6 separate regions of the Homo sapiens genome follow, and all the other regions are linked to region 3. The links are chromatin loops, found by intact Hi-C in ENCODE. Cell type or tissue: CD4-positive, alpha-beta T cell. All regions are shown on one strand. Links, peaks and the distances in the headings refer to the core of each region. The heading gives the core; the rest is flanking DNA. Region 1 overlaps OR52E4 (olfactory receptor family 52 subfamily E member 4). Region 2 has its middle 5.0 kb from the start of OR52M1. Region 3 holds the start of LINC02749 (long intergenic non-protein coding RNA 2749). Region 4 overlaps OR51L1 (olfactory receptor family 51 subfamily L member 1). Region 5 holds the start of OR51D1 (olfactory receptor family 51 subfamily D member 1). Region 6 overlaps OR52K1 (olfactory receptor family 52 subfamily K member 1).

Region 1 (5,393 bases), core at 248-5,247, 1.7 Mb after region 3:
CCAGCCATGTCTGAAAAGTTTTAAGGTCCACAGAAGACTTCTGTAATATTCTACTACAGTCAGCAAAAAAATAAAAATCCAACAAAGTAAAAAAAATCACAAGTTCAAAATGTGAACTTTGGTGAGCACAATAAGAGAAAAATTGCTAATTGTTATGAATTTGTCTTTTCAGATGGACTCCAGTAGGGATCTTTGTCAATGTGCATATCTAGAGAAGAACAAACTTAATAATTTGCCCTCAAAAAATGATCTTGAGGTTATTGGCCATACACTGTCTGCTACTGTGGCATATAGTTATAACAGAAAGAAGGCAAGAATTCAGGTAAAACTGTGAGAGGGTGGATGTGCTGGCAGCTTTGAATTTTACTGTCAGAGAAGCGTCCTCTTTGCCATCTCCCTGGGAATGTTTTTCTCAGCTGGCAAAGTATCATGTTGAGACACAGCCACCCTTAAGATTGGGCTGACTCTGGACTGTAAATCTCACAACACATCATCCTAGCTATTTCCTCAGACTCTCCCAGGTGAAATCACAAAAACCACTGCCCTCTGATTTTTCAGCCTGGCATCTTTTCCTCAATACTGGCAAACATTATGTTCTTTTTTCAATTTTCTCTCAGCTTCTCGGGGACCAAGAAATGCTCTTGTTCTTCTCATACAGAATGGGGAATTATTAACTCCTTTGCTTGTGTACTTCTGCTGTAAAATAGCTACCTGGCAAAGTTACAGGACAACTGATGTATGCAGCCACGTACATAATAAAACATGATTTCTCTCTCTACTCCTATCTCTCCAACCTTCTCCGTCTCTCTCTCTCTCTCTCTCTCTCACTCTCTGTCTCTGTCACACACACTCACACACAAACAAAAGCACACTTATTACAAACCCCAACTCTGATTCAATTAAATGCTGAACAACTGGGAACCAACATTCATGTGGCAGTTTTGAGAGTATTACAATGATTACCCCTGGTTCTCAACTCTTAGTTGCAGCTATTCTCTTTGTAGAAATAAGGCCAGTACATGCATAAATATTATACAATCCAGGTTACATTAGTTGCTACAGAGTTGTACAGTGTCTTTAGGGATGCAAAGTTAAAATAAGGTAATTTTCCTTGTTATTGTCAAGGAATCAATGAAGAGTCCTTAAAACATTTTAATTTCAATATTAAAATTTGCTAAATATTTGATCTGTTTACACCTGAAGGTAGGCACAATTTTGGGACATGGGAATTTTTTTTATGTTACTAACTGATGTTATAGATTGTAAGGAAGATAAACATAATTTGGCAGATACACACAAGGCATTTTATTGGAAGGATATCAGGGAATCAGAATGACAGGATCTTGGAGAAACTGGATTGTTCATGAAGATTTAGAAGCATCAAAATTAGTAATTAATCCATAATAGAAATGCACTTATCAGTTTAGCTGAGTTAGAACCAGGAAAGTTCTAACAGAGACTGATTAACTACACTTATGTGATGTCACTGTATAAGATCCTTACGTTTATATTATAATAAAACATAGAAAGTGGTAGACAGTAGTACTTCTCCTTTGTACTAGGAATCTTTGTCTCATCTAGAAACTATTGAGATACTCAGAATTTTAGTTTCTCTGAATTACATCCATAATATTTATATTATTAGACATTAGAGCAAAATTTAAATATTTAATATTAAAATAATATTAACAAACTATTATATAAAACATAATTTGGTACTTTTTGTTAAAATCACTGTTTTTCAAGAAATTAGTTGTAAAAATGGTATCATTTTCCTTTGCAAATATTTTTATTGTCTAAGTTAAGATAATAGAGCTGAAATCTCACAACATCATTTACAATTTCATTTAATCTGTTATGGTAGCACCTCATATAACCTCTGGAAAATTTCACTATGTACTTATGAGAGAATGAGAGTGAGAATGGCTAAAAATTTTCTATTATAAAAATAGTTTTGAGCTTGTGAACTTCTGGAAAGGTACTTAGAAAACCCCAGAGATCTCAAGACCACACTTCAAAGAACACATGGAATGGTGATTTCCCAAAAAGTAAAGAAGGGCTACTTAGGAAAGTAATGGAAGGGAATGCCGTAATATAAATATGCATTGCATTATGAAATTTTTCCCATTCTTTCAAATATCTCAAAGATTACAAAACATAAAGCCATAAGCAATATTGCCTATGATGGATCTCAGAACAATAATCTGTGTTGAGAGGCTTCCTCGATTATCCTCTGGAAAGAAGTGAGTCTTGAATGTTTGTAAATTAACCACCTATACCATTACCTCTAGCACACTGATAAGAGTCTTTCTGTTTCTTCAGGAACTTGACAAGAGAGGACCTTAAAGAAAGTGAGATCCTTCATACTTAGGAATTCAGTGACACTTGCTGGGAGAATGCCTTCTATCAATGACACCCACTTCTATCCCCCCTTCTTCCTCCTGCTAGGAATACCAGGACTGGACACTTTACATATCTGGATTTCTTTCCCATTCTGTATTGTGTACCTGATTGCCATTGTGGGGAATATGACCATTCTCTTTGTGATCAAAACTGAACATAGTCTACACCAGCCCATGTTCTACTTCCTGGCCATGTTGTCTATGATTGATCTGGGTCTGTCCACATCCACTATCCCCAAAATGCTAGGAATCTTCTGGTTCAACCTCCAAGAGATCAGCTTTGGGGGATGCCTTCTTCAGATGTTCTTTATTCACATGTTTACAGGCATGGAGACTGTTCTGTTGGTGGTCATGGCTTATGACCGCTTTGTTGCCATCTGCAACCCTCTCCAGTACACCATGATCCTCACCAATAAAACCATCAGTATCCTAGCTTCTGTGGTTGTTGGAAGAAATTTAGTTCTTGTAACCCCATTTGTGTTTCTCATTCTGCGTCTGCCATTCTGTGGGCATAACATCGTACCTCACACATACTGTGAGCACAGGGGTCTGGCCGGGTTGGCCTGTGCACCCATTAAGATCAACATAATCTATGGGCTCATGGTGATTTCTTATATTATTGTGGATGTGATCTTAATTGCCTCTTCCTATGTGCTTATCCTTAGAGCTGTTTTTCGCCTTCCCTCTCAAGATGTCCGACTAAAGGCCTTCAATACCTGTGGTTCTCATGTCTGTGTTATGCTGTGCTTTTACACACCAGCATTTTTTTCTTTTATGACACATCGTTTTGGCCAAAACATTCCCCACTATATCCATATTCTTTTGGCTAACCTGTATGTGGTTGTCCCACCTGCCCTTAACCCTGTCATTTATGGAGTCAGGACCAAGCAGATCCGAGAGCAAATTGTGAAAATATTTGTACAGAAAGAATAATTCTGTATTAAAGTTTGGATAAATATATCTATATACAACCCAAATTATCATCATCTGAGCTCCCTTTTTAATCTTCTGTAACAGTTGGTCATGCTTGTCAGATTTTTTCCTTTTGACTGGAAGTGCTTTAGTGTTGACAGATAATGCAAACTTAAAACCTTTGCTGCCTGTTTCCCCTACTTCTCTCCAAGTACCTGGACAAAGGTTAGAGATTAATGGAGAAGGTAACTATGCTGAAGGTTGAGGTGGCTTTGGAGTAGAACTGCTTGTAAACAAGGGTGATAGGTAGCTCCATTTTTTTCCATATGTCTTCTCTCTAGGTAAGTTTAGATCCTGAAGGATACTGATCAAATAAATCTCATTTTATAGATGAACAAAATAAGCTGTAATCCAGCAGTAGTGTCCGTTTCATAGCTTTGTATTCTTTACAGAATCCAAAATTTTGTTGTTCTTCTCCAAAATCTTTGACTCCCATGTTTATTTTAATGCTCTCTCAGTCTTGCTGTTACTGCCATTTTTGCTCCTTTCCTTCTTTCAGATTCCTGCTCTCTCTCTTTTTGTGATGGTTAATACTGAGTGTCAACTTTATTTGACTGAAGGATACAAAGTATTGATCCTGGTTTTGTCTGTGAGGGTGTTGCCAAAAGAGATTAACATTTGAGTCAGTGGGCTGGGAAAGGCAGACCCACCTTCAATCTGGGTGGGCACCATCTAATCAGCTGCCAACGCAGCTAGAATATAAAGCAGGCAGAAAAATGTGAAAAGACTAGATGGGCCTAGCCTCCCAGGCTACATCCTTCTCCTGTGCTGGATGCTTCCTCCTCGAACGTCGGACTCCAAGTTCCTCAGTTTTGGGACTCAGAGTGGCTCTCCTTGATCTTCAGCTTGCAGATGGCCTATTGTGGGACCTTGTGATCATGTGAGTTAATACTTAATTCCCCCTTTGTGTGTGTGTGTATGTGTACACACACACACACACACACACACATATATATATATATCCTATTAGTTCAGTCCCTCTAGAGAACACTGACTAATACACTTTTCTTTTACATTCGTTCTCTGATAAAGTAAGTCTTTGTGAATTTAGGGATATGAGAGACTACAGTGTGGGTATTACGGAGACATGTTTTCTCACTTGAAGCAAAGTCATTTTAGATGTGACTACTTGTATGTGTCGCCTGTCTAATTCTAATTCTCAATTCTATCTGACAATTTCCCTTCAGACAAAATATATAAAACTTATGAGACTTTATAAAACTTAGAAAAACAATTAGGCTCAAGCTATGGTAAGCACAGGGCCAGACTTGATATCGACTTCAAAATAATATCATTATAATTTATTAATCCTGTAGATCTCCAATATTTAGTCCTATTTTCAAACTTCAGATATGGCTGGAGAATGTGGTTTGCTTTAAAATAGATAAAAGAGACATTGAACTGAAATTTGTGACTTATCAGGGTACTCATGCTTCAAAATCAGAAGAAGTCTCCCTCATGTTCTATAATTTAGAACCACTGTGTAGTTTGTATGACAATATACAAAATACTCAAAAGTACGCAGATAACGATTTTAGGAAATGGGGGCGGATATAGCCAAGTAGACAAGAAAAGCAACATCACCTATTCAGTATCTGTGAATCTGGACAGTTCTTGGTCTTAACACTGGCTAAGCACAATTCCTGAATTCTATAGTATTTTGTAGATTTTCTTTAGGTCTGTATGCATGGGTTCTAATTTGATTTTTGCAGCTTCTGCTTCATGTACTTAACATTTTATGGGAACATAGGGTTTTAAATGTGGAAATACATTGAAACTTGATCTATTCCCTTTGTCTTACAAATAAAAAAAACTGAGGTCTAAAGAAAGCAGGTATTTGTGTGCATAAAATATACCCATCTTTAGCATCATTCTCATGTAACAAGTGAAGGAAGATCACTCAGATAAATCCTTTTGACTACAAATTCTTAACTCTTGCAGGAGATTTAAGTAGGAAATATTTTATTTATACGTGAGAGGCTTCATCATGGGTCCCAAGTGGAGATCAAGTAAAAGGAG
Region 2 (5,393 bases), core at 182-5,181, 350 kb after region 3:
CATAAAAAAGGATGAGTTCATGTCCTTTGTAGGGACATGGATAAAGCTGGAAACCATCATTCTGAGCAAACTATTGCAAGGACAGAAAATCAAACACTGCATGTTCTCACTCATGGGTGGGAACTGAACAATGAGAACACTTGGACACAGTGTGGGGAACATCACACTCCGGGGCCTGTTGGGTGGGGGGATGAGGGAGGGATAGCATTAGGAGAAATACCTAATGTAAATGACGAGTTAACGGGTGCAGCAAACGAACACAGCACATGTATACATATGTAACAAACCTACATGTTGTGCACATGTACCCTAGAACTTAAAGTATAATTTAAAAAAATGAAAGTGGGACTGAGGAGGTTCAGAAGTCAGTTATGGAGTTGAACGGTTTGTCTGCAGAGTCTAAGTCTTCTCCATGGATACCAGAAACTGGGATGAAGTAGAAAGCTTATCCAGGTAGAAAAATCCTCAATGATGTTCTTCCATAAGTTTCAACATGTCTTTAAGTAAGGAGGAATAAAAGGGTGACATTTGCAGCTAATGCCATATGGTCATGAGCTTTTGACAAAAGATGGAAGAACAAAACTCTGGAAACAGTAATAAGTAACCCCAAACTTATCTGTTTTGTATTGAGGTGCATGAGACAGAGATTGACCACCATTGAGGGCTAAGAGTAAGTACTGTTCTTGATTAAAAAGCTCCCCCTTCCCCCACTGTTGTAGTTTTGGAATGTTTGACATTTTATAAGTATTTATGGAAGAGTTCCAGAAAGTTGAGAACACAGTACACGCAATGTAAGGAAGATGTAGAATTTGAACCTAGGGCACACAAACCCAAAACTTTTGCTTTTAACCACTGTGGAAATCTTAGGCAAATTGCTTAGACTGTACTTCACATCTCTGATCTGAGAAGTGGAGATTAAAGAAGTTCACATCTCATTAAAAATTAGCTGGGTGTGGTGGCATGTTCCTCTGGTCCCAGCTGCTTAGGAGGATGAGCTTCAGCCCAGGAGGTTGGGGCTGTGGTGAGCTATGTTCGTGCTGCTGCACTCCAGCCTGGGCAGCAAAGTGAGGCCCTGTTTCAAAAACAGTTGTTCTCTCATAGGGTTGTTCCTGCAGAAGGTAAACTCACAAAAGCAATCAGACATTACATAAAGAAGACATTTGTATATACGTTTATAGCAGCCCAATTCACAATTGCAAAAATGTGGGACCAGCCTACATGTCCATCAGCCAACAAGTAGATAGAGAAAATTGGTGCGTATACATACATAATATGGGATACAACTCAGCCAGAAAAAGGAGTGAAATAATGGCATTTGCAGCAACCTGAATAAAGTTGGAGACCCTTGTTCTCAGTGACAGTAATTCAGGAATGAAAAACCAAATATTGTATGTCCTCACTTATAAGTGGGAGCTAAGCTATGAGGATGCAAAGTCATAAGGATGATATAATGGACTTTGGGGACTCCGTGAGGAAGGATGGGAGGGAGTGAGGAATAGAAGGCTACACACTGGGTCCAGCATTTACTGCTTAGGTGACAGGTGCACCAAGTCTCAGAAATCACCACTAACCCATGTAACCAAAACCCCCCGCTTTCCAAAAATTATTGAAATAAAATAAATGAGACTTAGGAATGGAGATCGGGGTGAAAAAGGAAGTCTAAAGATTTAGGCATAACTTGGTCAAAGACAAATCTTGTAAGTGTCAGAACTGGCACTGGGGCTGTGGTCTATACTCAACCATGGCAGTATACCACTTCTGTCATGGACAAGAATGAGCTCAAGTTTGATCTCAGAGCCAGAATCCTGGATGTACTTCTTGTGAGGCTGGGAAGGTGGCTTTAAGAAAAATGCTTTCCCTATTATAGCATCAGTATTCCCATTTGAGGGAAATTCGCAGGCTTCAGAGATGTATATAAGTCCCTCAGTTGGTATTTATATCTCCATGTACTCCAATTAAGCATCTGGGCTAACAAGTTTAGAATTTTATTCTAGAATTGAACATGAACAATGTTTATTTCAGAGAAATTATAACACTGAACTGATAAAGTTATAGACTGAGAGTCCAATATTCAATATTCAACTTGTTGTTGTTGGTATTGTGTTGGTCTGACTTTTCATCTTTGATTGACCCACATATGGGAGACCTAGCTATAAAATAGGATTGAATGGGAAAATCTGAGTAGTTGCATTCAAATGAAGGTTTAAGATATTTAACGACACCAAGCTCTATGTTTGTGTTGCAGAGCCCCGTCAGCCAGTGGCATAATCTCATTTGGGGGCCAGGGTGCCCTCTCCTGGACAGTGTTAGAATGGGGACAGTGTTAGAATGTCAATGTTTGCTTCTGATTCAGATCTGTTTCCAAGACTGAATATGTATCTCTTCTGTGTAACTTAAGATATTTTCCTATAGTGAAAGGTAACACTTTTTCCTGCACATCTGAGGCATATCTCCCTTAAGTTGGAACAATGAGGTTTTGAAAGTTTGTGCATCAAATTAAGGGATGAGGACTTACTGTAACCTTAAGGATAATTCAACAAGTACGTTGGTTTATTGGCTACTTTTAGTTTTCAAATGTTGTACAAGGCATCCAGATACAGAATAGACAGATACTAAGTTTGTCAAAGCAGAGTTTATCCACTGGAGGTGGTAAATGCTAGATATGAATCTGGATATGAATTTCAAAATCTAGATATGAATCTGTATAGACTGACAGCCAAATAAAAAAGTAGGACTAAGGGTACAGCATACATGCAGGATAGAAGGATCCTGTATATTTTGGCCACTACCAGCAATTTCACACAGAATGTAAAATGTAAGCTTGGGGAGCAGGTTGCAAGCTTCTGGAAGTTCCCAGCTTCTCCCGAGGTTCTATAGAGTTAGAACCCTCTGAAAGGGGAGTGGAAGTGAAAATGAGATCCTTCACATAATGATTCTACTGCATTAGCCCCCTTCCCTGACTATATTAGCTCCTAGCCTGAAAGAGAAGGTCAGGTTGTATCTCCCAGGCTTAGAGCTAGCCCTTCCTGAAGACACAGGGACAGCAGTAATGTTGATAATGCTGTTTAAGCATTTGTCATGTTTGTCTTACTAGGCCCTTCATATGCAATATCCAAGTTATAACTACTATCCAAACAGATTATTCAATTTATGCTTGAAGAACTGGAAATGATGTAACTTGCTTGAGGTCACATAGTGAGTATGTAACTGGGCTAGCTTTGCAAACTCAAGCCTTTGAAGCTTCAGAGGCCATGCCTTGTCACACATCCTGAAGTGTGACGCTCCAACCCATGAACATCCTATTGGAACACTTGAAGAAAAAAACTGCTTCTTCAGTTTTTCACTGAGAAAACGGATGTTAGAGAAGGTTTCATTCAAAAAGATGTGAAGGAGATCTACCATTCCACCCACAAGGAGAGTCCTTTCCACAATATAAACTGGAGTGGGGGAAAAATCTCTTCAGTATCTAATTTTGAAGAGTTGCTATTCAGTTGTCTTAAATAATTTAGGACCCTACCATCACCCCCTAATACTGTGAAGAGATTAGACTTTAGACAGATAGGGGACTGGAGTTCAGCCTGAGTCCCAGGAAACTCGTCCCCACCCTGGGAAGGTCTTTGATTTCTACTTGGTGTCCCTAGAATAGCTGCAGATACTAGGAAGGCCAGATGCAAGAAACAAGGGGACTTGGATACAAGGGATTATGTCTCAGTTAATGGGTCTGTTCCTTCCTTCTGGACCAACCCTGGCATGCCAGGAACAGCTGTATCTTAAGTTTAGATTCTGTGCTCATCCTTCTAGGACAAAGCCTGCTATTAACTTTCTATATTGAGGAAAGTGGGGAGGGCTCAGATCCCAGATGGAATTCCCTAGACACCTGAGCAGAATGCTTATAAGTGCAAGGTCTCTGAGGCATTTGTAGAGCCCCAGGCTCTTACTGACATGACCCAGCCCAGGTAAGAACATCTTACAAAGAATGATATAGAAAAAGAATAGGGGTCATAGGGAGGAGTTCCCAGCTTAAGAATGAATAGACCTTGGGCAGTCAACTTAGCTCATACTCCTTTAAGTCTAAGGCAAGACTCAGGAAAGGCATTCTCTGGGAAGGGGATTTAGAATGGGTAGAGTTCCCACAGAGCCACAAACAAGGAGACTGATGAAGCCTCTAGTTCACTAATGACAATACAAGACCTTTGAATACATCACCATGTTCTTTAAATTTTATTTTATTTTATTCTTATTCAACAGAGCCAGGTACTGTGCTAGCACATGACTTCTAGTAAGACAGGCAAGATCACCACTCTATTAGAACTTATTCTGTTTGGGGAAAGATACATCAGAAGACAATTCAGAGAACTATTCAGACAGTACAGAAATAGGGCGTGGAACCAAGAATCAAGGCAAGGTTCATTAAAGTGGATATCTAAGCTATGGCAAGGTGAACATGTAAGGATTCACTAGGCGAGAGAGGAAGGAAGAACGTCATTTCAGTATCAGGAAAGAACATGTATTCTTCTCAGAAGCAAAAGGACATGTTGCAGTTGGGAAACACAAATGCAGTCTCACTGGACGGTAGTAAGCAGGATGAGGAATGGTAAAAGCCATGGCAGGTTATGGTGGATGTGTTTGGATGGATCACTCAGATGAGAGGTTGCTTTGCAGAATGCTTATGCTCATAGCATCCTTGCACAGAAGCTGCAGTAGACTACTGTATTTAAGGTATGAGAACTGCTCCTGACAAATGAGGTATGAATTAAAGAGCTACTCTCAGTGTTAGGATCTTAGGGGAAAAGACAGGGGTCAAAAACTTATCCCAAGAGTCGGTCCTCCCCATGTAGTAGCTGAAGTGCATCTCTCTAGTCAAGGATATGCTCTTCAGTTTCACAACATGTTCCCAGAAATGAATAGGAAGAGATGAAATGGGGGTATCCATCAAGAAACAGCCCTGTATGTTGTCAGGTATGAGGAAGGAAAGCGAGAGAAGATAAATTCTACCTTCTCCAGAGTTCCAGGTCAGTCCAGAGGGGACATCTGACATGGCTGGAACAAGGTCTGTGATACCAGAGACACCTATTGGATTTCATGAAAAGTCACTTCCTCTTGTGTCCACAATTCACCAAGCAATTCAGATCACAGATGAGACCAGTTCACACTTGGTCTCATCTGTGATTTGTGCCTGTAAGTTCCTCCTATAACATGATCTCTGCACAAATCTAGAAGGGAGCCATTTGCCAGGGAAAAAGTGAAGGGATTCAAATTGCATTAGAAGGAAAGATGGACCCTGAAACAGCTTTCTCACTAATATAGGAGGGGTAATAGCTGTACTTAGGAATCTTGGCAACAGAAAAATCCACTTGGTTGAGTCCTGTTAATTTTTCCATTCAAGAACTCTA
Region 3 (5,393 bases), core at 251-5,250:
GTCTCTGTGCCTCAGTTTCCTCAAATGGGAAAACACTAGTAATTACATCATATGATTGTTGTGTTAAATGAGTTAGAATCTATATGAAATGTATAGAACATGGCCTAGTGCAGGCTCTCAATAATTAATATCAGCTATCCTTCTGGTTATGATTCAGTCATTCAGTCAGCAAACATTTATTGAGCTCCTACTGTGTGCTGAGCTTGGTAGTGCTAGAACCTGGGGATATAGCAGTGAAGAAGACTGATTTTTGGAACTCAGTTTTGTGAAGGTGAGGGAGACAGACACATGAAGCCATAATTTCAAGACCAAGGATTTGGCAGGCTGAGGTGGGGTATAAGCAGGGGAATACAGTGGAGGGGCCTTGATCCCTTCTAGGGGGAGGGAGGCACAGTCAGGGAAGTCTTCTCAGAGGAGGCAGAAGCAGAAGTAGGCATTGGGCCCTGTGCAAAGTGCTTTATATCCAGGATGTTAGTCTATCCTCACACAAACCTGTGAGGTAGATGAGGCGCTCTTTTTACTGAAGAGGAAACTGATGGTTATTTGTCTAAGGTCACTCAGCCAGTAAATTATTAGGTCAGGGTCCAATCCAGGGTTGTCTAACCCCAAATTTTGTCCCTTTTCTTTTTCTATGAGGGTGTTTGTGGCGGTGGTTATGATGGACAGATGGGGGAGGAGGTCCTACGCAGACAGGAGGCACTCACAGGAAATTCTGGCTTTGCTGATGAGGGTGCAAACCTGGGGTTTCCTTTCCGTGGCTGGTACAGAGGCAGGATACCACAGTGGGTACCAGGACAGGCCCTGCCCCTGGCTGCCTGGGTTCCAACTCACTTACTATTAGTGTGGTCTAGAGCAAGTCACTTAACTGCTCTGTGCCTCAGTTTCCTCCTCTGTGCAATGGGGATAATGATAATGGCAAGCACTTGCGTAGCACTTGTAAGGGCTTTCTTTTAAGGATTTTACATCTATTACTCATAGGATCCTCAGATTCTGTGTCTTTTTTCCTCAGATGGCCATAATACCTGGGTAGCTTTAAGGAATAAATTAGTTAATATACGGAAGGCACTTAGAACAGTGCTTGGCACATAGGCAACGCTCAGTAAATGTTAGTTATTCTTATTCAGCACCACAGAGTGGAGTCCCAGGAGGCTACAGACAGAATTCCTAAAAATAATGAAGATGATTATGATAACACTAGCAACAATAAAACATGCCCTCATAGTTTTACAGCACTTTTTAGGATACAAAGACTCCCACAGCTATTGTTTCATCTGAGACTGAGGAGACAAGTGTGTCTAAAAGTGTACACAGAAAACACTTTTTAAAAAGACATTCTTATTAGCATCCTGTGGGATGTCTTTTTTAAAAGTGTTCTCTGTTCAAATAAGTTTGGAAAACACTGAATCAAACCAAGTTAAACACTTTTCTTCTTGGAGAGACTCAAGCTCACTAAACGTTGTCAGACCCCACAAAAGCAGAGGGAAGTACAACATGCAGTGTTTCCCCAAATTATTGGGCCATGAAATCCTTTGTTCTGAGGAGTTGTGACTCCTGGAAGACACTTTCTCAAACACTGGGGTAGGCCGGGCGTGGTGGCTCATGCCTATAATTCTAGTGCTTTGGGAGGCTAAGTGGGAGGATCACTTGAGACCAGGACTTTGAGACCAGCCTGGGCAACATAGAGAGACCCTGTCTGTACCAAAAATAATTAAAAAAGAGAAAACACTGGGGTAAAGAGCTTTGGCTTTGTCACTGGCTGTGTGCCTTCAGGTCAAGTCATATGAATCTAGGCCTCAGTTTTCCCATATGTAAAATGGGAATAAACGTACACTCATGATGGGGCCATCAGTGTTGTAAGAACTAAATGAGGTCACTGGAGTAACGTACACAGCCTAATTCCTGGCAAATGGACAATAAACGTTAGATTATTATCGCCGTGACACCCCTATGAAATAACACCATTATTTTCCCCACCCAGATGGGGAGCTCAGTAGGTAGCTCCGGGGCCCTTCACTTTAGTGTGTCAGTGGAGCACCCTCACATCCCAGGCTGGGCGCCAGAGGGCGACTGGCTCTTTCCCTTCCCTCCCCATTCCCTTTTAAAGATGGATGAGGCCTCGGTTCAATGAGGGCCCCAGGCAGGGGACGGCCACACCCAGGTTTTTGGAGGGGCCGGGGAGGGCGCGTTCGGGGATGGCACTGGGAGTGGGCAGGGCTGACGCCCCTTTGCCCCCAGCCCGGTCTTCCTCTACGGCGACTTCGCCGCGGGGCAGTGCGGGGAGGCGCTCAGTGTAGAGCTCGTGGGGGCCTCCGCTGACAGCGGGGCAGGGACTGGGAGAAGGGCGGCGGCGGAGCAGGTCGCGGGCTGGTGCGGGGCCTGGGGGCACTGCCGAGCCTACACTGCGGCGGCCGCGGCGGCGGCGGCAGCGCGACAAGTTGCCATGGCCCGGCTGCCGCAGCTGCCCTCCCAAGGGTCTCGTTAGCTCTGCTTGGCCGGCCACCGCCGACTCGGCCCTAGGGACCCCGGCGACCTAGCAAACAGCCGATCCGCCGGGCGCTGACGAGGCTCGGGGGAAGAGGGCGGCAGTCCAGATGGCGCGCAAGTGAGTGCCAGGCCGCGAGGATTTGCCGCCGGGACCCAGGGCGCACTAGCTAGGTGCGCCGCCCACCCGCGGCCTCACGGGGGCGCCCGAGTCCACTGAATGAGCCCGGCGGGGCCGACAGCAGCAGTCGAGCGCGGGTGCGCCACTCTGACCGCCGCTCGCTGGTCTCATTGCCGGGGCCTGAGCGGGGGCTGGGGTGGGTGCCAACGAGGAAAGCACAGTTGATCTGCAAGTTAGTGGGCGGGGAGCCAGTAGGGAGGGACTGCGGAGCCGCGCTGGTCCTGATTCTTCCTCACTCAGCTATTTTAATAGCAATGAAATCTTGAAGGAGTGCTCTGAGGCTGATAGAGCTGTAGGAAAAGGTCTTGGGCGTTCAGATTTTTGGATGCTTCGTATTTTTCAACTTTATTATCTGGCAACAGTCTTTAAAACTCAATGACCAATTCCAGTTCTAGCCTTAAACCCAATTAATCCTTAACTATGAAAGCAGCATCCTAAAGTCTACTTTCACTTGTTAGCGGCATCTGTGGAAGTAGCCGAGGGTCTCAGGCAGTGCAGTAGCTCTCTGAATAGCCTCTCTTTCCTGAGAAAGGGAGCCTCAGCTGCTGTGCCCACCAGGCCTGGTGGGAGCGTGCGCTCACTGCGTAATAGAGCAGGGCTGTGCTTGTGAGGTCCCTTTGGCCCAAACTGTGCAGGATCTGCTGCCTGCCTTTCCTTTTTGTTGTATCGTTATTGCTTTGGCCCAGAAAGCTCTGATGCTACCTGCCTGCAAATAGCTCATCTTTACTCAATACCCGGGTCCTCACCCCTTTATACTGTGCCCCCTCTGGACTGTGATGCCTGATGCTTGTGTGGTCAGATTGCATTGACAAGAGATCTCTTCCTTGTCTTATAAGGGCACTAATCCCATCAGGAGGGTCCCACCCTCTTGACCTAGTCTAAACCTAATTACCTCCCAAAGGCCCCACCTCCTAATACCTCATTGGGGGTTCTGGCTTCAGCATAGGAATTTGGGGGGGCACAGAAGACTTTAATCCACAAGAGATGGGTTCCTGACAGTAGTAACCACTCCCCATCCACCCCTGAGTGCTGGTAGTCAGGGTCACGTTAGACTGGAGTGGTATAGAGAAGACTTCACCACTCTGTAGAAAAAGGCAAGAAGTCTTAACTGAAAGGGAAGTTTCTGGTCCCTTTTTCAAAATTACCTCCCTGGCTCTTTAAAATGCTGTATTTTATAAAATGTTTTCGATTTCCCTTTCAGATGTGCAGGCCAACCTCAAGGTGTGGGTTGCTTAGATTACAAAGGAACTTGAATTCTTTCATGTTTTTGTTTAAAGTATCACTATCATCATCTAAAGCCAAGATTGGCTGCTTTGAGGACCTTTTCTGAACCGTGTACTAGGATAATAACTCTGAAGGAGACTGTTCTTGGAAAAGGCTGATGTTGGGACCTTGCTAGCCATTTTGGAATTAGGGAATGAGGTGTATTGGCATGAGCAGCAGCACTTTTGTGGCTGTCAGGCAGAGATTTTCTTTTCTTTTTTCCTTTATAAGTCACCCAACCCAAATTGTTATCAGGCAGATATTTTTATAGGGGTAGTGGGAGGCAGTTCCCAAGTCCCCTGTCCCTCTCTGCACCTAGTCTACCCTCTAAGATTGCAACCATCATAGCATCTTCTTACACATTACAATGCAGTAAACTTGGGCACATTGAGCACCAGTCATGGCCGCTGTGTTCCTGAAGGTACAGAAGTGGCACTGGGGCCAGGCTGCTGTCTGGAAAATGTTAGCCACTTTGGTGGTACTGCCCTTCCGACACCGCCTCCTCACCTCCCCCACCCCTACACACAAAAAACAAGACAAGTAGAGCAAACAAACCACTTCTCCAGGTAGACAGACCTGCAGGTCTGCTCATGGTGACCCTCTCTTTAGCCTGCATTGTTTCCAAGGCCTTCAGCTGGCCTATTGTTTGCTAAGGGCCCACACCTTGGCAGGAGCTGAAAAGAGAGGATTTCCTTTTGCTCAGGGGAGGAGGGTCTGTCCTGGGTTTGCAGAGATAGGCTTCTTGTCTATGCTGCTGAAGAAAACAAACTAGACAGGAGTCAGATGTGGGCTCTACCTTCTTGCTCAGTCTCTAATTCACTGTGGCCTTGGGCAGATCAGTTCTCCATCCTTATTAGTATCTTGGGTGGAATACTCCTTAAGGAATCTTTCAAGTATTGAGTGCCCCCATGCCCCCACCACCTTCCACAACCAGGCCTAGGTGAGGCAGGAAGGAAGAAAAGAAAGTCTGGGTGCAGAGTGTGTAGTATGCCTCACAGTACAGCCTGCAGGAAGGCCTTGGATAAGAAAGGCTGAGTGATATTCCAGGGGGTGGGACAGAACAGAGTGTGGTTTGGGTGGGAAGATGACCTGGTGAACCTCAGGTTCTCTCAAGGCTTTACAGAGGTGGGAGCAGGGCCATGGGTAGGCTGGCTACAGTATCCCTGCTGAAAGGGAATACTTGTTGGTACAAACTCAGCTCTTGGGGCAAGGATCATATGAACTTGCGGTCATGAAAGTGTAAGTAGGGTAGAAATATGAGGAAGGGAGAGGCACTTGGTCATGGCCAAGGCTGGAGTGTCATTAATGTGTGGGGGTTGAGGAAGCAGGTCACAGGATTGTTGGATGGCTCATTCTACAGTCTTGTGCCCTGGGAGCCCCTCATGTGGGAGACAGGTGGTGGATGTCAGGAAGAGCTAGAGGTGGGAAGGGTAGGCTTGATATTTAGACTATGTGTCAAGTAGGGCAG
Region 4 (5,321 bases), core at 1-5,000, 810 kb after region 3:
AGTTATTGGGGTGTCAATGGTCCATCGCTTTGGGAAGCATCTGTCTCCCATAGTCCACATCCTCATGGCAGACATCTACCTTCTTCTTCCCCCAGTCCTTAACCCTATTGTCTATAGTGTCAGAACAAAGCAGATTCGTCTAGGAATTCTCCACAAGTTTGTCCTAAGGAGGAGGTTTTAAGTAACCTCTGTCCTCCAACTTTTCCACTGAAAATCTCATGGAAGCTGTTTTAGTATATGAAAAGTAAAATATCTGGGTGTTGCTCATCTGGTTAAAATCCTAATTCTTTCACTTCTTATACATGTAATTTCAGTTAATCTTTAACCAATATGAAACTCAGGATTTTTTTGGACAAATTGTGACAACTATGGCCTTACGTTGTCCCCAGGTCATTACAAGACTTATAATAGAAAATGTATGTGCTAAGTCAAGTTTTTTGAAAACTATACAAAATTATTAATGTTATTAAGTTGTCATTGTTGTTAATGATAACAGTATTTTCCTTCTTAAATGTAGCTGTGTTTATATTGTTTCTCATGTTAATTATCTAAAACTCAGAAATCAATCTCTATCTCTTTTACTAGTACTGCTGCACGTATTTTGTTGTTCATGCTACAATGTCATAACTGTTTATGAAAAATTTGAGTCCTTAGGGCAAGTTTGGAACTTGAGTTCCTGACAGGATTTTGACCTGCTGCTGTGGCCATTTGCTATGTACAAGTTCTAATCTCATCACTTAGTGATGTGTCCTTTCTCTCATTGCTATTCTAGATCTATCAGCTTCCTCAATTTGCCAGCAAATACTGAGTTAGATACATGGGAGTGTTACCAAATATAGTTTCAGTTGATGCCACTTGCAAAATCATATAACAAGAATGAAGGTGGTAAGAAGAATGTTACTATTCCAGAGCTTAGTGATGAGAAAGGGCCAGATTTGTACTGAAAGGAGACACTTCAGCATTCTGGGCAGAAAGCAGGGTTTTAATAAGAGAAATTTTGGTATGCAGGCCATGCAGAAGGCACATAGACTTGTGGGGTCTATAAGGCTTGCTCACGGATGTTTATCTTGGGTCATCTGGTGGGTCATCCAGTAGTCTGGCCAGTGGGGGAGAATTTGGTAGGGTGCTTGGTTTGTTTTAAGACTTGGTCTATGGAACTTCTTTTTCTTTCTTTTTCTTTTGAGACTGAGTCTTGCTCTGTCACCCAGGTGGAAGTGCAATGGCGTGATCTCTGCTCACTGCAACCTTCGCCTCCTAGGTTCAAGCAATTCTCCTGCCCCAGCCTCCCGAATAGCTGGGATGACAGGTCTGCGCCACCATCCCCAGCTAATTTTTGTATTTTTAGTAGATGCGGGGTTTCACCATGTTGGGCAGGCTGGACTCGAACTCCTGACCTCAGGTGATCTGCCCACTTTGGCCTCCCAAAGTGCTGGGATTACAGGCGTGAGCTCCCTAGACCAGCTGGCCTATGGAACTTCTAAGAAAACGTAGAGTAATATAAGGAAGTCGTGCTTGCAGGTGGTTTGGCCAGTGGAAAGAAAGGAATGTAAAGGTCGTAATTGCATTACTAAAGAGCAAAATAAGAGGTGACGGAAAAGGGGAAAAATTGTAAAATATACATATATATTTTAAAGAAAATGGGGTACTCAGTTACAGGAATTGTTGAAGAAAGCCTGACAGTACATGTCTAACCATCTGGGCAATTGTGTTGACTCTGTTCAATACTATAGGACAGGATTTTGTGTCTTAATTTGTGAATGGGTTAAGAGTTGTGCACAATCTCAACCCTCATCTTTTAATAATACTTTTACCTCTTGTTCTACATGCCTGTGTGGATCTGTAGTATTGTGTTTTTAATCAATTTATTTTTGATAACCCATTACTTTTTTCTTTTTCACTAGAATGAACTACAGATATGTTTTTATGGGTGATATTTTATTATTTCATATAAATTCACTTTCTTTTCAGCTGTATAGCACACTTTTTGAATATGGGGCCATGTCTATTACCTTATCACAGCACTATACAGCTGGTCTTCCCCAACAATCATGAGTACTCATTAAATAATTGAAATAACTATTATAGTTATTGCTGTTAGTACTGTGGATATATAAACAGCAAAATGCATAACGTTAATGTTAAATAATGAATGTTTAATAGTGAAGATACATAGATAAAAGGTTAGTAAAATTAAGTGTAATCAATGGTATTATTGGAACAGGTACCTTTTATAATATTGATATATTAATAAGTGGTCAATTTCACTTGAGGATTTAAGAATCAGTAATCAGAGTAGTTGACACTTTCACTGTGCATTGTGAGTCAAATTCATTCTTGACCAGTTGAACACAGTTGGAAATAAAGTGGCGTACCAAAGCTGGCACATAAGAGACAATTGTGCATATCTTGTTCTGCTTTTGTGCTCTGTAATGTCATATAGGTTAATGAAATTGGTTATGATGGAAGTATTTAAACCACAGAAATTGGTAAACATTATATATCAGGACTTGAAATTTTTTCTTAGAGAGGAGGTGGTTAAACACTTACCAACACATCACTGGGAAAGGTATTCTAGAAAGAGGAGGTAACATGAAGAAAGCAAAGAGGTTAGAAAGAGTATGTGTTAGCAACGTTCTTCAGTCTAACTTAAAACTTACCCAAAGCATTTTGCATTTCCTCCCACAAAAAAAGGGCTCTGACATGGGCTATGATGGACAAAGATATGTAGTTTCAGCCCCATTTCAATGAAAGACTTGTAGCCCCAGCTGCTGGCAGTAAGTCCAGTAGAAAGCCTTCAATTTTTTTTTTTTTACCTTTTCAGGAATTGCCTCAGCTGGAGAAATGAGCCTTGCCTGGGGTCATCCACTGACACATTCAATGACTAATGTAGAAAGTTGGAAAGGTCTGGCCCCTTCAGCCCAGTGAATTTCACTGGGCAATTTTATATCCAGGACTCCCCGTGATGTTGGACAAGGCTATCTTCAGGCCTGATTCACAGGTCAACTTTTCCCTCTGCCCAATCCTACCCACTTTCATTCCTTTTCATTTAAGATGATTATCCCAGGGATTCTCTTATTAAACAAACTGCACACTAAATTTTACCTCAAAGTCTGCTTCCCAGAGAACCCTGAAATGAGAAGTTCTCAGAAAACCTGTGACGTAAAGGTGTTAGGGGTGGCTAATATCCAAGTCTCATGACATCAAATATATTACTGGTGGAAGGTATTCAAGTTACCAGTGGCAAATCCATACGGGTCTGCAGCAACCTCAATTTTTGCCTCCTCAGAAGAAAGAAATTGACTGAGGGGCATAAGGCAGAGAAAGAGATCAAGGCAAGTTTCGAGCAGGAGTGGAAGTTTATTTAAAAATGCTTTAGAAGAGGAAAAAAGGAAAGTACGCTTGGAAGAGACCCAAGGGTAAATTGAAGGACAAGTGCTGTGTTTAACCTTAATCCTAGGACCTTATAGTCTGGCGCCTTTCCCGTGATCCTTCCCTTAGAGTGGGCTACCCACATGCACAGTGCCCTCCTTACCCTTAGGAAGTGAGCATGCACAGTGTGTTTAGGAAGTTGTACACGTGCCCATCTGAGGCTTTCTTCCCTTTCTCGGTGGTGTGCCCTCAGAAGGTCATACTCCTTCATTTTGTCTCTTAATGCACATGTCTAGAAAGTTACTTCCTTTTGGCATCTGCATTCTATTAGCAGTTTAGTGCAACAGGTGTGGACCATCAGGAAATGGCCTCTCCCTGGCGCAGGCTGCCAATTTATCACTTTTAGAGAGGCAATGTGATAATTGCCCAACCATTGCCTAACATTACTAGTGGGTAAGCTAGAGCCCTTTCCTGCCCCACTCATGCCTAACTACCTGTAACATAGAAAGATAAAATAAAATTCTCAAGGATTCCTTTTTTTCAGGCAGATGAAACAGGATGAGAATTCAAGAGCAAATATCCATGGTTTTTAAATCTCTTAAGTTTCAAGCGGAAGATCAAACACAGTGTGTAAGCCTGGAGAACTAAAAATAACCTATAATTCAAGTTGACATTGTGAGATGTATGTATACAACCATCTTCTACAATCTATGTACTTTCTTAATAGTATGTCTGATGACTAGAAATGTTCTTAATTTTAATTAAGTCCAACTTATAAATTTGCTTTTATGTTTAGTGCTTTTGTGTATTTTTAAGGAGATATTTGCCTATTCTGTCATTCAGGATCCAGTAAGAAGACAAAAATCACACAGTAATTTGAATAGAGTTTATAAATACAAATACTTATTAATTTCATAAGGAAATCAACTTTAAAGAAGGTAAAGACAACGCTGAGTAATACCCTAGAGCTAAGAGAGAATATTGAAAGAAAAAACAAACTTGGAAAATGGGGAAGGTACTCCCCAAGCCCGAGGTTGAAACTTCATTTGAGAATGCATAGTCTTAGCATCCTGGATGCCAGAAAAGGTCATTACATTGCATGTGTTTAGAAAGACACTTCTGTGGGGTATAGGTGAACCAAGGCTGAGAGACTAAGATTCCTTTTCAGGACTGAGTAGTAGGAAGCACCAGGTGAGCTGAGGCTTGTAGGCAGGGAACTATAGTTGGCATTGGCAAGCAAATGATAACCCCCCTTTGAAGTACAGGTGGGCAGCAAATCACAGTTTGGACTGACAAGCTGGAAACACCCCTCCAGGGTCCAAATAGGTTATTTGGGAAGCCAGTCCCTAGAGTAACTGCAAGACTCAGTAAGAGTCTAGCCATATGGGTATTGTTGAAATTTGATAGGATGAGTATTACTAAATATTTCTCATTACACGCCTCTGGTAGAAGAGAGAGAATAATCAAAGAGAAGTACACACGAACTTCTCTTACAAGTGTCCCTGCGGCACCCTCTGCTGGCCAAGTTTAACATCATGAATCTGTGAAGGAAAAAATGTCCATTGAGCCCAGTTCCATTGTTGCAGAGTAAGCAATGAAGTCTATATTTGAAACTGGGACAATAAATAAATAACTGACACATTTGCTGATATTATCAATGATGTCCTTCTGTGTAATTTTTGAAAGTTGTAAGGCTTTCCTTTTGATATTTCTAAATACAACACATGTAGAATTTATTTTTATGAATGATGAGGTAAGGTCAAGGCATATTTTTTGATATGAATACATAGTTCAGTCAGAACTATGTAAAAGAAAATAAAAATTGAAGGACCCCCCAAACTTGTGCAGAAGTAAAGACTAAGTCCTGAAGCTGAATCATTGCAACACTCTCTTCCACATGAATAACTGTTACTAACATTATATATCAGCCAGACTGGAAAGGTAAATGGCCT
Region 5 (5,393 bases), core at 111-5,110, 450 kb after region 3:
TTTTGGCAATTTACATTTTTATGTATATTTTAATCAAGCTTACCAAATTTTACACAATCACCAATTAGGATATTATTGGGAATGTATTGATTCTATGGAAAAATTTGGGGGCTAAGTAGATTCTTCACATTATCGAGTTTTCCAGTTAAAAAGAATAGTGTTTTCTTCCATTTATTTAGGTCTTCTTCAGTGTCTTTTAAGGATGCTTTGTGGTTTTCTGTGCAGAAATTCCTCTACATTCTTTGTTAGATTCACTCTTAGACATCTGATTTTTCTGTTATTGTAAATGCTTAAAAATTTTATAAAGAAATACAGTGGAATTTTGTAAGTTGACCTTGTATTCAGCAATCTTTACATACTCATTTCTAATAACTTATCAATACAGTCTTTTGGATTTTCTACATATACAATCACTAATCTACAAATAATGACTAATTTCATTTTCTAACTCTCATATCATGTTTCTTTTTCTTGCTTTATAACAGGTTATTAACACAAGGAATCATTTTTATCTTTAGGTACCATTACACTCTTTCTTTTCATGGGAGGTTGTAGGGATTTGTGTGTGACACACATATCATTATCTCGTAACAAAAAACAATGGCATTGGTCATCTAAAAATGAAATTTGGATACTAAAGAAACAAGAAAACATCTTACAGGAAAGACCTTCTTATAGAAATAGCACCTAAAACAGAATCTAAATAAATGTTAGTTTTTAGAGGAGGGAAACAAAGAGGTTGACCATTCCAGATAAAACAAGCATTTGAGCAAATGCTTAGAAGAAGGTGTACAGATAGAGAACTTTATTTAAGGAACTAGAAAGATGCCAATGCAGGGCCGTATTGAGGGAGAGTTGAGGTGTCATGAGATGGGGCTGTCGAATTAGGCAAGTTCATATCTTTTAGGACCTCCTAAGCCATGAGTATATGTTTGGCCAAAGCTCTCCGTTATCCATTGGACCTTTAGCATTCCATTTACATTGAGTGATTTTTCCTCCCTTCTTTCCTTCAAAAAATATTGAAATATAAGTAGAGGGAAAACTATTATTTTTAAAGTCATACTTTGGGTCACCTTAATAAGATCTATTCTTAATACTGTAAAAAGAGAAAAAAAAATGAATGCTTGAAAAGTGCCTGTGGAAATTACGCCAACTAGGTACATAATGTTATTAATATTAATAATAATTTAAGCGGCCTGCCCATTAAACATGCCTCAGTTGAAGTCATAGAGTTGTGAGGTATGAGTGCAGATCAACAAGACCAATAATTTCTGCCTTAAGAGTGGATAGAAGAGGACTCTGTTCACGTTTCCTTTTATACATACACATTAGTGTCCACCCTCCCTACAAAGATACGAAGATATGTTCATAAGTATGAAAAATAATATCACAACGTTAAATGCTATCAGTAAAACAAAGAGAAAAAGGGTAAAGAGGTCCCGCCAAGATTAGGGGTCAAGAAAAGTCTTTCTAAGCAAGGGTGTTTAAACAGAAAAGGCTAAGAATTAAAACTGGGAATAGGATGAGTGTTTTTACCAGGGGAAAAATATATGTGAAGGCTGAAGGGTGAGAGAGAGCATGGCACATTGAAGATGTGGAAATATTTCGGGTCCAATAGGACTTATGTATGCAAAAAGGGAGGTAAAATGGTTGGAGATGGAGATGGAGAGTTGCACTGAGATGGCTTATGGAGTTCCTATGAGTTGGGTTCAGGAGTGTGTTCATTCTACAGGCAATGGGGAATTCAACTGTTCATTCTAAAGGCAATGGAGAATTGCCATGAACTGATATGTGTTTGGAAGATCACACTGGCCACAGCATAGACAACAGATTGGTAGGGAAGTTCTTCTGTGAGTCTGACCAGTGAACAAGTTATTCTGATGATCTAGGCAAAAGACTGTCTTGGCTTGGAATGAAGAAAAGGCAAAAAAGATGGAGAAAGATAATCAGACTCACAAAATAGATATCTAGTAGATAAAATGAACAGAACTTGGTGACTGATTGGATGTGGTTGGAGAGGAAGGTGAGAGAGAGATGGGGAGAAGGCAGGGATGATGATTTCTAAATTTTTGACATGGCCAACAGAGTGATTTATATGACAGGGAACATAAAACAGACAGGGAGCGGGGTCCGGATTGAAGAGCAGAGATGATGAGCTTAGTTGATAATGAAATCAATGAGCTTAGAAATGATGAGTTAGGTGTTGAGTTTGAGGTGCCTGAAGGACACCTATGTCCAATAGACTTTACCATATTTGGAGTTTAGGAGATTGGTCTGGCCTGCTTGGGTGATGAAAGCTACTGGACAAAGTAAGATTACTCATAGTTACTATATAGAGGGGGAAGACAGATTATCTTCCTGGGCCATAGCTACCAGTAATGTGAGGAGTAAAGGACAAGGAGTCTCTCTGCCAACTCCATCCTGTTGACATTTAGTCTCTTCTAGTTCCAAAATACACATTTTAAAATCTCTGTGGAGCTATAAATCCTCCCAATATTGTCCATTTCACTCCTCTGTTCACGTACAAATATCTTAAAAGGGTTGTCTACATCGACTCTCTTCATCTCTTCCTAACACACTCCTCACACTGCTTCACTCAAGATTCCATCCCCCACCCTGTTATCCAGGTAGCCAGTGACCTTTGATTTCAGTCTTTTCACTGCTTGATCTCTCGGCAGCTTTCTGAACTGCTGACCAATCTTCCTTGTCAATATATTTTTTCCTGTCTCTTTTGTGGCACTGTCTACTGGATTTCCTACGTCCTTGGCTCTTCCATTTGTTTTGACTAGTAATAATGAACACAAACATTCACTGGAGACTTGCTAGTATCTCATTTCGTTTTTCACATTAAATGCTTTCACACTAAATGCTTATAGTAGTCATACTATTAATAAATGGGCGGACCCAAGTCTGTTTCCTTCTAGAGCCCCATGTTCAAACAAACATGCCACACGGTCTCATTTCTGGAGGGACAGGACATCTATGATTAGCGACCCAAGGAAGAAAGGGTGGGCTTGAGAGGGTGAGAGGGAGAGCTAAGGGGCAGCGCAGAGTAGTGGAAAGAGCTCAGATGCTAGAGTCAGTTGGGTCCTTGGTTCTTAAAGGCATCATCCTCAGAGCCATTGCTCAGGGACGGCCACGAGGCTGAAGATCCCCTGTGCGACCACAAGGTGGCAGCATGAAGAAGCGAGAGTCCCTGACACAGCTTCGATCCCCTTGGGTAGTTAGTGTGTTCGGAGCGCTGGTATCCCTGCGTGCTTTCTGCTGAGTGCCCACCCCTCCATTCCAGCAGGTCCTCTCTTCCAGCCCCGTTATTCCTCTTCTCCTTTCCACCCCGCGACACAGCCTCCCTCTAGTCTCTTGAGCTGGGCTCAGAGGGATAGTGATAGAGCTCAGTCCCTTTGGGTAGGAGTCAGGGCTCAGCTTTCCTTGGGCGTCTGAGCAGAGCGTCAGTGCCAGGGAGACCCGACTCGTTCACTCTCCATCACTCTACACACTCCTGAGGGGCCCCAGAGAAGCTATAATTGGGCGGCCTCCATGCGCTGGGGAAGCACTGGTGGTGAGTGTAGCAGGCTCAGCCCAGGGAGGTTAGGCAACGGGAGGGTCCGCAGAGACAGGCACAGAAGGCTCATTGCATAAGGAAGCCGGGACTTGATCAGTCAGCTTGGCTGCTTGGAGAGGTCTTCTAGTGTACACCTTTTCCAGATCACAGTAGCCCGGTTCCTGGACCTTGTTCCTACACAGAGGAATTTCTTCAAGCCTGTGAGACCCGTTCCAAGCTTTGCCTATCCTTTGTCCCAGGACAGGACTCCTCAGTTCCTGCCTCCTACTCTTCACTTAAGCAAGGCAAGGGGAATTACTTTACCAGGAAAAAAATGTGTGTGAGTGTGTACGTGTGTGTGTATGTGCACGTGTGTGTTGTGGTGGTGCTGGTGGTGATTGGTGATGAAGAAGGAAACTGAAGCTGGGCTGGAAAGTTGAGTTAGAGGAACACTGTGAAGGGCCTTGTCTGCATACTGTGGAGTTACTAGTTCTCACTTTATCTGGAAAGCTATGGGAATCACTCCTAACTTGCTCAGCAGGAGCCCCAGGTGTCCAGTTTTGCTGTTTAGATGGCAGTGGTGTGGAAGGTGGTTTGGAATAGACTAGGTTTGGAGGCAGGGAGGTAAGTTGGAAGGCTCTTTTTATAATCAGGGCAGAGTGGATAATATAATTAAGTTGGGAGGAGGTGTATTAAGAGGAACGGCCCCAATAATTAATTGGAAAAGTTGAATTGCATGTGGGGGTGAAAGAGGAGACGGGTCAAGATGAGACCAGCTGCCCTGACTTGGGTGATGTGGGTTCTGAGCAGTGGCATTCTCTGAGATCAGGAACAGGTTTGGAAGGGGTCCCTGTTAGAGGCAAGATGAGTGGGAGGCCCATAGGCTATCCAGGTAGAACTATCAAGGAGGCGGTAGGTTATATGGCTGAATCTCAGGACACAGGCTTAGAACAGTGTGGTCTGTAGAGAGAAAGAAGTTGAGCCTGGGACGTTGTGTGATCACCAGGGAGAGTAGGTGGAGGGAGAGGTGTGTGTGCCTGTGAACACTGTGGAGTAACAGCAGCAGCACTGGCTGATTTTCTGTTCATGTCTCAGCTGCATCTGATTTCCATGACATGCTCCTCTTGCTGAGCGCAACCTGGGACTGACTCTCACCTGGGGCTTGAGAGATCTTGATGGCAGATGCTGCTTATTGTTCGTTTGGGAGCTGGAAATGGAAATGATAGTCCCTCTTCATTCACCTCCCTGCCCCCAAGAACACCAGAACAACTTTCCCCAAAGTTCTCTGATTTAAAGCACAAATTTCCTAGGGGAAAGGGGCTTATCGTTTTTTGTTTGTTTATTTGTTTTGTTTTGTTTTTGAGTTGGTGTCTCGCTGTGTCACCCAGGCTGGAATGCAGTGGGGGTGATCTCGTCTCACTGCAGCCTCTGCCGCCCAGGTTCAAATGATTCTCCTGCCTCAGCCTCCTGAGTAGCTGGGATTACAGGTGCGCTCCACCAAGCCTGGCTAACTTTTGCATTTTTAATAGAGGCAGGGTTTCACCATGTTGGCCTGGCTGGTCTCGAACCCCTGACCTTGCGATCTGCCCACCTCGGCCTCCCAAAGTGCTGGGATTACAGGCGTGAGCCACTGTACCTGGCGGGGCTTATTGTTTTTTAAAAAGATTTCCAAAACCTTGCCCTGGCAATTCTGATTTTCTGGGCCTGGAGCAGGACCTGGAGGGATGGTGTTGTCAATTACTTTAGATGTTTCTATCAGGAAAGTTTGAGAAATGGTATTCAGGCCTAAACACAAACCTCTCTTGAAATCTCATCCCAGACTGAGCCCCTGCTCCCTATCTTAAATTAGATT
Region 6 (5,393 bases), core at 161-5,160, 310 kb after region 3:
AAATCACCTGAGGACACATTTCTCAGAATGTATCCCCATCATTAAGCAATGCATGACTAGTTAGACATGATTGTAGTTGTGATAGACTGTATTACTGTCCACCAATATTTAGTCTCCTGTCCTTCTATCATGGGTAGGGTATTTCCTTCACTCCACGAATTTTAAACTTTGCTGTATGACTTGATTTGGCCAATGAAATTTGAGTAGCCCTGAAATGTACTTCGAGAATCAGAAAGTTTATTAAAAAAAACAGATGCTAGTGAGGTTGTAGAGAAAAGGAAACACTTATATACTGCTGGTAGGAGTGTAAATTATTTCACCCATTATGGAAAGCAGTAGGTGATTCCTCAAAGACCTAAAAACAGAAATACCATTTGACTGAGTGATCCTTTAGTGGGTATGTACCCAAAGGAACCTAAGTTGTTCTACCATAAAGATAACATGTATGTGTACATTCACTGCAGCACTATTCACAATAGCAAAGACACGGAATCAACCTAAAGGCCTATCAACAGTTGACTGGATAAAGAAAATGTGATACATATGCACCATGGAATACTATGCAGCCGTCAAAAAGAATAAGATCATGTCCTTTGCAGGAACATGGATGGAGCTAGAGGCCATTATTCTTTGCAAACTAAAAGGGGAATAGAAAAATAAAATACCACATGTTCTCACTTATAAGTGGGAACTAAACAATGAGAACACATGGACACAAAGAGGAGCAGGAGACACTGGGGCCTATTTAAGGTAGGAGGGAGAGGATCAGGAAAAATAACTATCAGGTACTACGCCTAGTACCTAGGTGATTAAAGAACTTGTACAACAAACTCCCGTGACACAAGTTTATTTATATAACACACCTGCACATGTACCTCTAACCTAAAATAAAAGTTAAAAAGGACACTATGATATTGGTGCAAAGATCGAATGGAAAGGAACAGAAAGACAAGAAGTTGCCTGGTCCATATAGACACGTGTTATTGCAGAGGTGTGTGATACATATGCACCATGGAATACTATACAGCCATCAAAAAGAAATAAGATCACGTCCTTTGTGGGAACATGGATGGAGCTAGAGGCCATTATTCTTTGCAAATTAAAGTGTGCATTAACTTTCCTGCTTTCTTTCCCCTCTGCTGCAAAACCCAGCAAAGTTCCAGTTAGAGGCTGTGACAAAGCCAAAGTCCACCCACAATGAGTAAGAAGTGTAAATGAGAAATTGTGTTTGAGCTGCTAAAAAAAAAAAATAAACTTTAAAATATGGCTGGAAAGCTTATCTTTCATTCTTTCCCTCTACCAGAAGAATAAGCGTATCACAGCCTAGACTCATGATGAAGATCCATGGAGCAGATGTGAATCTGACTCACTGCCTGTAGCATAGTCATAACTGACCCACAGTGTTCATATAACATGAACAAGGATGATTTTGTTGTTTTTGTAGTGAACCACTGAAATTTGGGAGTTGTTTGTTTCACAGCCTTACCCAAGGAGCACCAATTGCTGGAGTTGTGAGTTCTATCTTGCATTTCAACTCATGACAGCTCAAGACTGAATATTTAAAGGAAATACAGTCTTCTTACAGCATATCATAAAATTATTTCACTTATCTCTGCTTTTGTCTTTCAAACTCTCATAATGAACACTTCTTCAGTCAGTTCTACAAAAAGAAGCTCCCATACATACTTTTACATGATCTACTTATACTGTAGGGACCAGCCCTACAGGGTCTGTGAGTTTTTCCCCTTGTGTGCAGAGATGAGAGATCATAGAAATAAAGACAAAAGATAAAGAGAAGAAAAGACAGCTGGGCCTGGGGGACCAGTACCACCAAGATGCAGAGACCGGTAGTGGCCCCGAATGCCTGGCTGCACTGTTATTTATTGGATACAAGGCAAAAGGGGCAGGGTAAAGAGTGTGAGTCATCTCCAATGGTTGATAAGGTCACATAAGTCACGTGTCCACTGGACAGGGGGCCCTTCCCTGTTTGGCAGCCAAGAAGGAGAGAGAGAGAGGACAGCTTACACCATTATTTCTTCTATGCATTTCAAAGACTTTTAGTACTTTCACTTATTCTGCTACTGCTATCTGGAAGGCAGAGCCAGGTGTACAGGGTGGAACGTGAAAGTGAAACAGGAGCGTGACTGCTGAAGCACAGCATCACAGGGATGCTGGATGCTGTGGCCTCCAGATGGCTGTGGGTGGGCCTGACTAATGTCAGGCCTTCCACAAGAGGTGGTGAAACAGAGTCTTCTCTAACTCCCCCAGGGAAAGGGAGACTCCCTTTCTGGGTCTGTTAGTAACGGGTGTCTTCCCTAGGAACTGACTACTACTAGACCACAGTCCACTAGGTAATGGGTGCCTTCCCAGGCACTGGCATTACCGCTAGACCAAGGAGCCCTCTAGTGGCCCTGTCCGGGCGTGACAGAGGCTCACACTTGTCTTCTGGTCACTTCTCACCGCGCCCCTTTAGCTCTTATCTCTGTATGGCCTGGTTTTTCCTAGGTTATAATTGTAGAGCAAGGATTATTATAATATTGGAATAAAGAGTAATGCTACAAGCTGATGATTAATATTCATGTATCATCATATCTATAATCTATTTCTAGTATAACTATTCTGATTTTATGTTTTCTTTATTACACTGGAACAACTTGTGCCCTCAGTCTCTTGTCTTGGCACCCGGGTGGCTTGCCGCCCACATCTCCCCCCTTTTTATTAACTAGGATCACCATCACCATCATTGCTTGTCATTGACTTCGGACTTTTCCTCAGACTCTTTGGAGGCATCTGCAGGCTAAAAGTAGACAACACAAGCATGCCAATATTAATAATGCCAGGGACAACAATGATCCTCCAAGGGGTTTGATCCATTTAAAGGGATTAAGATCAGATAATCCTTTAGTTATTGTTTCAAAAATGTCTGAGCCAGGAACAGTGGTTAAATGAGCCTGTGAGGCCTCAAAAATTTGTTCCTAAGTTTTGAAATATCTAAGGTTAAGTTATCATCCCAGGCTTTTAAATGTCTTGAGACCTTTTCCCAGCTATGTTGATCTTTATTATAAGCATAAGGCGTTATGCAGTAATCAGAAGTATTCCAATCATGCTGTAATTGCATACAGCATTCCAAATTCGTAACTATCTCCCAGCCATATTACACTTTGGCAGAGATCATTAATTTGATTAGCTAATTTCTGATCAACTTGAGTCAGAATCCTAGAGTCTGGAGGAGTTTTCCTGCCATGCTTCAACATATTGAGCGGTTTGAACAGAATTGTGGGTTGCAACTCCAGTGGTTGCCGCTGTTGCAGTAACCAAAATTACACCTGCAATGACTGCAATAAGAGTAAAAATGAATCTCTTAGTTCTTTTGAAGATACCTTTAAGAACTTCATTGACTATGTGTATAGAGGGGGAAGACTCCCATGGATGATGTAAAGAAACTGGTATCCATACCCCCTCGCTCCCCAGCCCTTACCAAGAGAATACTTGTTCTGGGATTAAAAGTAGCATCAATGCACGTGAACAGCTTACAGTTATCACATTCTATAGTTTGTGTATTGGGAATGATAATTGTATTTCCAACCAACAGCATATGAGGGGGTTTGACACATCTCATGATAGGTATCACCCGTTTAGACATCAAGGTGATGTTGAATATGGGTGTCTTGGTATTAGTAGCAAAGAGTTGATAGGTAGTGTTCCATAGCCTTATTCCTGTCATGGCTGCAGCTAATTTCCATAATTCAGGATGTTCTGGGGTAACAATTGGATGAATCATTTTTGGTCTAGGAGGAATGATGCCTGTGTACATCAATTTAAATGGGTAAGGAGCTACCCATTCCCTCAACCTGTAGGACTGCCATCCGTCCTCTACATATTCTAACAAATAAACTCTGAGCATGTCATATTTTGGCTGGAGCAATTCCGCCAATAATAAATACCCTCTTGGAGCCCAGTCAACAACAACAACCGTAGGTAGAGTTTGGAACACTACGGGCTTTGAAGCATTACAATCATTCCATACAATTGAATTTACTAAAAAAGGTCCCTTTGTAGGTTTATTGGAGCAGTCTGGCAGTCCTTTTGTTATTTTTTGTGGTAACAGGAACCCTCCAGTCCTCATGTGGATTAAGTTTAACAATCATAAGTTGAAAAGAGTTGGTACTGAACACATTATGTACCTGATAAGAATCATTACTCAAGGATGGTATGGTCCACATCCAATTCTGATAAGAATAAGCTAAACAGCCAGGTGACATTCCAATGCACAGTGGTGGATATTTATAGCCGATTGACAAATTAAAGTGCACATCTCCTTCTGGTTGAGCTGGAAAGCTGTCATCATTAGGGGCTGGCATGAAGGCACTATTATTAGTGTAAACTTCTACTGAGGAGTCCATCCAGGAGACAGACTGAATTAAAGGGGGAAAAGGAACATATGTGCAAGAAGCATAATTTTGAGTTGCCCCAACTGCTGGTATACTCACCACTACACTGACTACCATAAAGGCAGCCAGAATTATATTACCTGTTTTTGGAATTCCTTTTTCTTGTAGTAATTTTTCCGTTTGATGTGATAAGACCTTTATTTGACCCCATGTTGGTGGAGTAGAATGACTGGTATTGTAGGTCACACGGTGAGATTGTGTCATAATGTTGAGGTCATGGAATTTATGTGTCAGGCGGCAAAGCTTGCCTTTCAATTTCTGACGTTTCTTCGCCTTTTGTTTCTGAGAGCTTTTTATCTTTGAAGTTATAGTGCAATTTCAGTTGCCGGGAGGGAACCCACACGGGTTGTTGTCCTTCTTTTGGGCAAACACAGCAAAACCCCTACCCCATGTTACCACAGTGCCTGATTCCTGTTTGTCAGTTTTGCATCTTTCCACCATACCCGCTTTTCCTTTTTGTGGATCAAATTTATTTCCAGTGAAATGTTCTGCTGCTGTAAAAGGTTGATTTCTTACTAAATTTAAGAAATTTAGTGTAAAAAAGCAGCACTAGTGTAGCCGGGGCCGTCATTAGTTTTTAGTTTCTCGGGACAGCCCATAACTGAGAAAGATGAAAGTATGTGTCGTTTAACATGAACCATATACTTTCCCTTGTTTGACAAGTGACCCAGATAAAATGAGAAAAGGTGTCAATAGTTAATGTATAAAAGAGAGTTTGCCGAAAGCAGGATAATGAGTCACATCCATTTGCCAGAGAGCATTTTGTGAAAGTCCTCTAGGATTAACTCCTGAAGAAAGTGGCTGTAACATTAACACTTGACAAGTAGGACAGTGATGTACGATGGTTTTAGCTTGTTTGCCTGTAAAGGGGAACTTTTTCCAGAGTCCTGCAGCACTGACATGAGTTAAAGCATGAACATTTTCTGCATCTGTAAAAACGGG

What was found. Peaks named below come from ENCODE experiments on the same cell type or tissue, not always from the same donor. Only the 100,000 strongest peaks of a DNase experiment are listed, where the experiment ranks them.
Region 1: a loop joins it to region 3, with 4 times the contacts of the local background. A loop is called at or near these places in 3 of 110 quality-filtered maps.
Region 2: it touches region 3 in a loop (7-fold over the local background); 81 of 110 quality-filtered maps call a loop at or near these places.
Region 4: it touches region 3 in a loop (9-fold over the local background); 46 of 110 quality-filtered maps call a loop at or near these places.
Region 5: it touches region 3 in a loop (3-fold over the local background); 20 of 110 quality-filtered maps call a loop at or near these places.
Region 6: a loop joins it to region 3, with 11 times the contacts of the local background. A loop is called at or near these places in 101 of 110 quality-filtered maps.

The regions. Positions count from the first base shown.
Region 1 is chr11:5,881,897-5,887,289 of GRCh38, forward strand. It overlaps OR52E4 (olfactory receptor family 52 subfamily E member 4), which reads left to right. Exons shown (of 2, transcript NM_001005165.2): 2 at 2,323-5,183. The coding sequence starts at 2,397. The coding sequence ends at 3,335. All of the region lies in intron 2 of LOC112268071 (a long non-coding RNA gene), which reads right to left. Among named protein-coding and RNA genes, the nearest start is that of OR52E4, 4.0 kb to the left of the region's middle. In CD4-positive, alpha-beta T cell, for the core only: no CTCF peak of the experiment used is centred there; no DNase peak of the experiment used is centred there.
Region 2 is chr11:4,537,522-4,542,914 of GRCh38, forward strand. No RefSeq gene overlaps it. Among named protein-coding and RNA genes, the nearest start is that of OR52M1, 5.0 kb to the right of the region's middle. In CD4-positive, alpha-beta T cell, for the core only: a CTCF peak has its summit at 2,224; a DNase peak (open chromatin) is centred at 2,280.
Region 3 is chr11:4,185,047-4,190,439 of GRCh38, forward strand. LINC02749 (long intergenic non-protein coding RNA 2749) reads left to right here and starts at 2,106. Exons shown (of 2, transcript NR_047550.1): 1 at 2,106-2,158. RefSeq lists silencers at 2,601-2,790, 4,418-4,643. In CD4-positive, alpha-beta T cell, for the core only: CTCF peaks have their summits at 2,687 (motif pointing right) and 2,896; DNase peaks (open chromatin) are centred at 2,085 and 2,675; H3K4me3 peaks cover 1,033 bases.
Region 4 is chr11:4,999,750-5,005,070 of GRCh38, forward strand. OR51L1 (olfactory receptor family 51 subfamily L member 1) reads left to right here. Exons shown (of 3, transcript NM_001004755.2): 3 at 1-5,321. The coding sequence ends at 181. Among named protein-coding and RNA genes, the nearest start is that of OR51L1, 7.6 kb to the left of the region's middle. In CD4-positive, alpha-beta T cell, for the core only: no CTCF peak of the experiment used is centred there; no DNase peak of the experiment used is centred there.
Region 5 is chr11:4,633,908-4,639,300 of GRCh38, forward strand. OR51D1 (olfactory receptor family 51 subfamily D member 1) reads left to right here and starts at 3,570. Exons shown (of 2, transcript NM_001004751.3): 1 at 3,570-3,846. In CD4-positive, alpha-beta T cell, for the core only: CTCF peaks have their summits at 3,190 (motif pointing right) and 3,390; a DNase peak (open chromatin) is centred at 3,164; H3K27me3 peaks cover 218 bases.
Region 6 is chr11:4,491,034-4,496,426 of GRCh38, forward strand. It overlaps OR52K1 (olfactory receptor family 52 subfamily K member 1), which reads left to right. Exons shown (of 2, transcript NM_001005171.3): 2 at 1-2,464. Among named protein-coding and RNA genes, the nearest start is that of OR52K1, 11 kb to the left of the region's middle. RefSeq lists enhancers at 2,047-2,296, 4,113-5,312. In CD4-positive, alpha-beta T cell, for the core only: CTCF peaks have their summits at 2,408 (motif pointing left) and 2,607; a DNase peak (open chromatin) is centred at 2,288; H3K4me3 peaks cover 266 bases; H3K27me3 peaks cover 288 bases.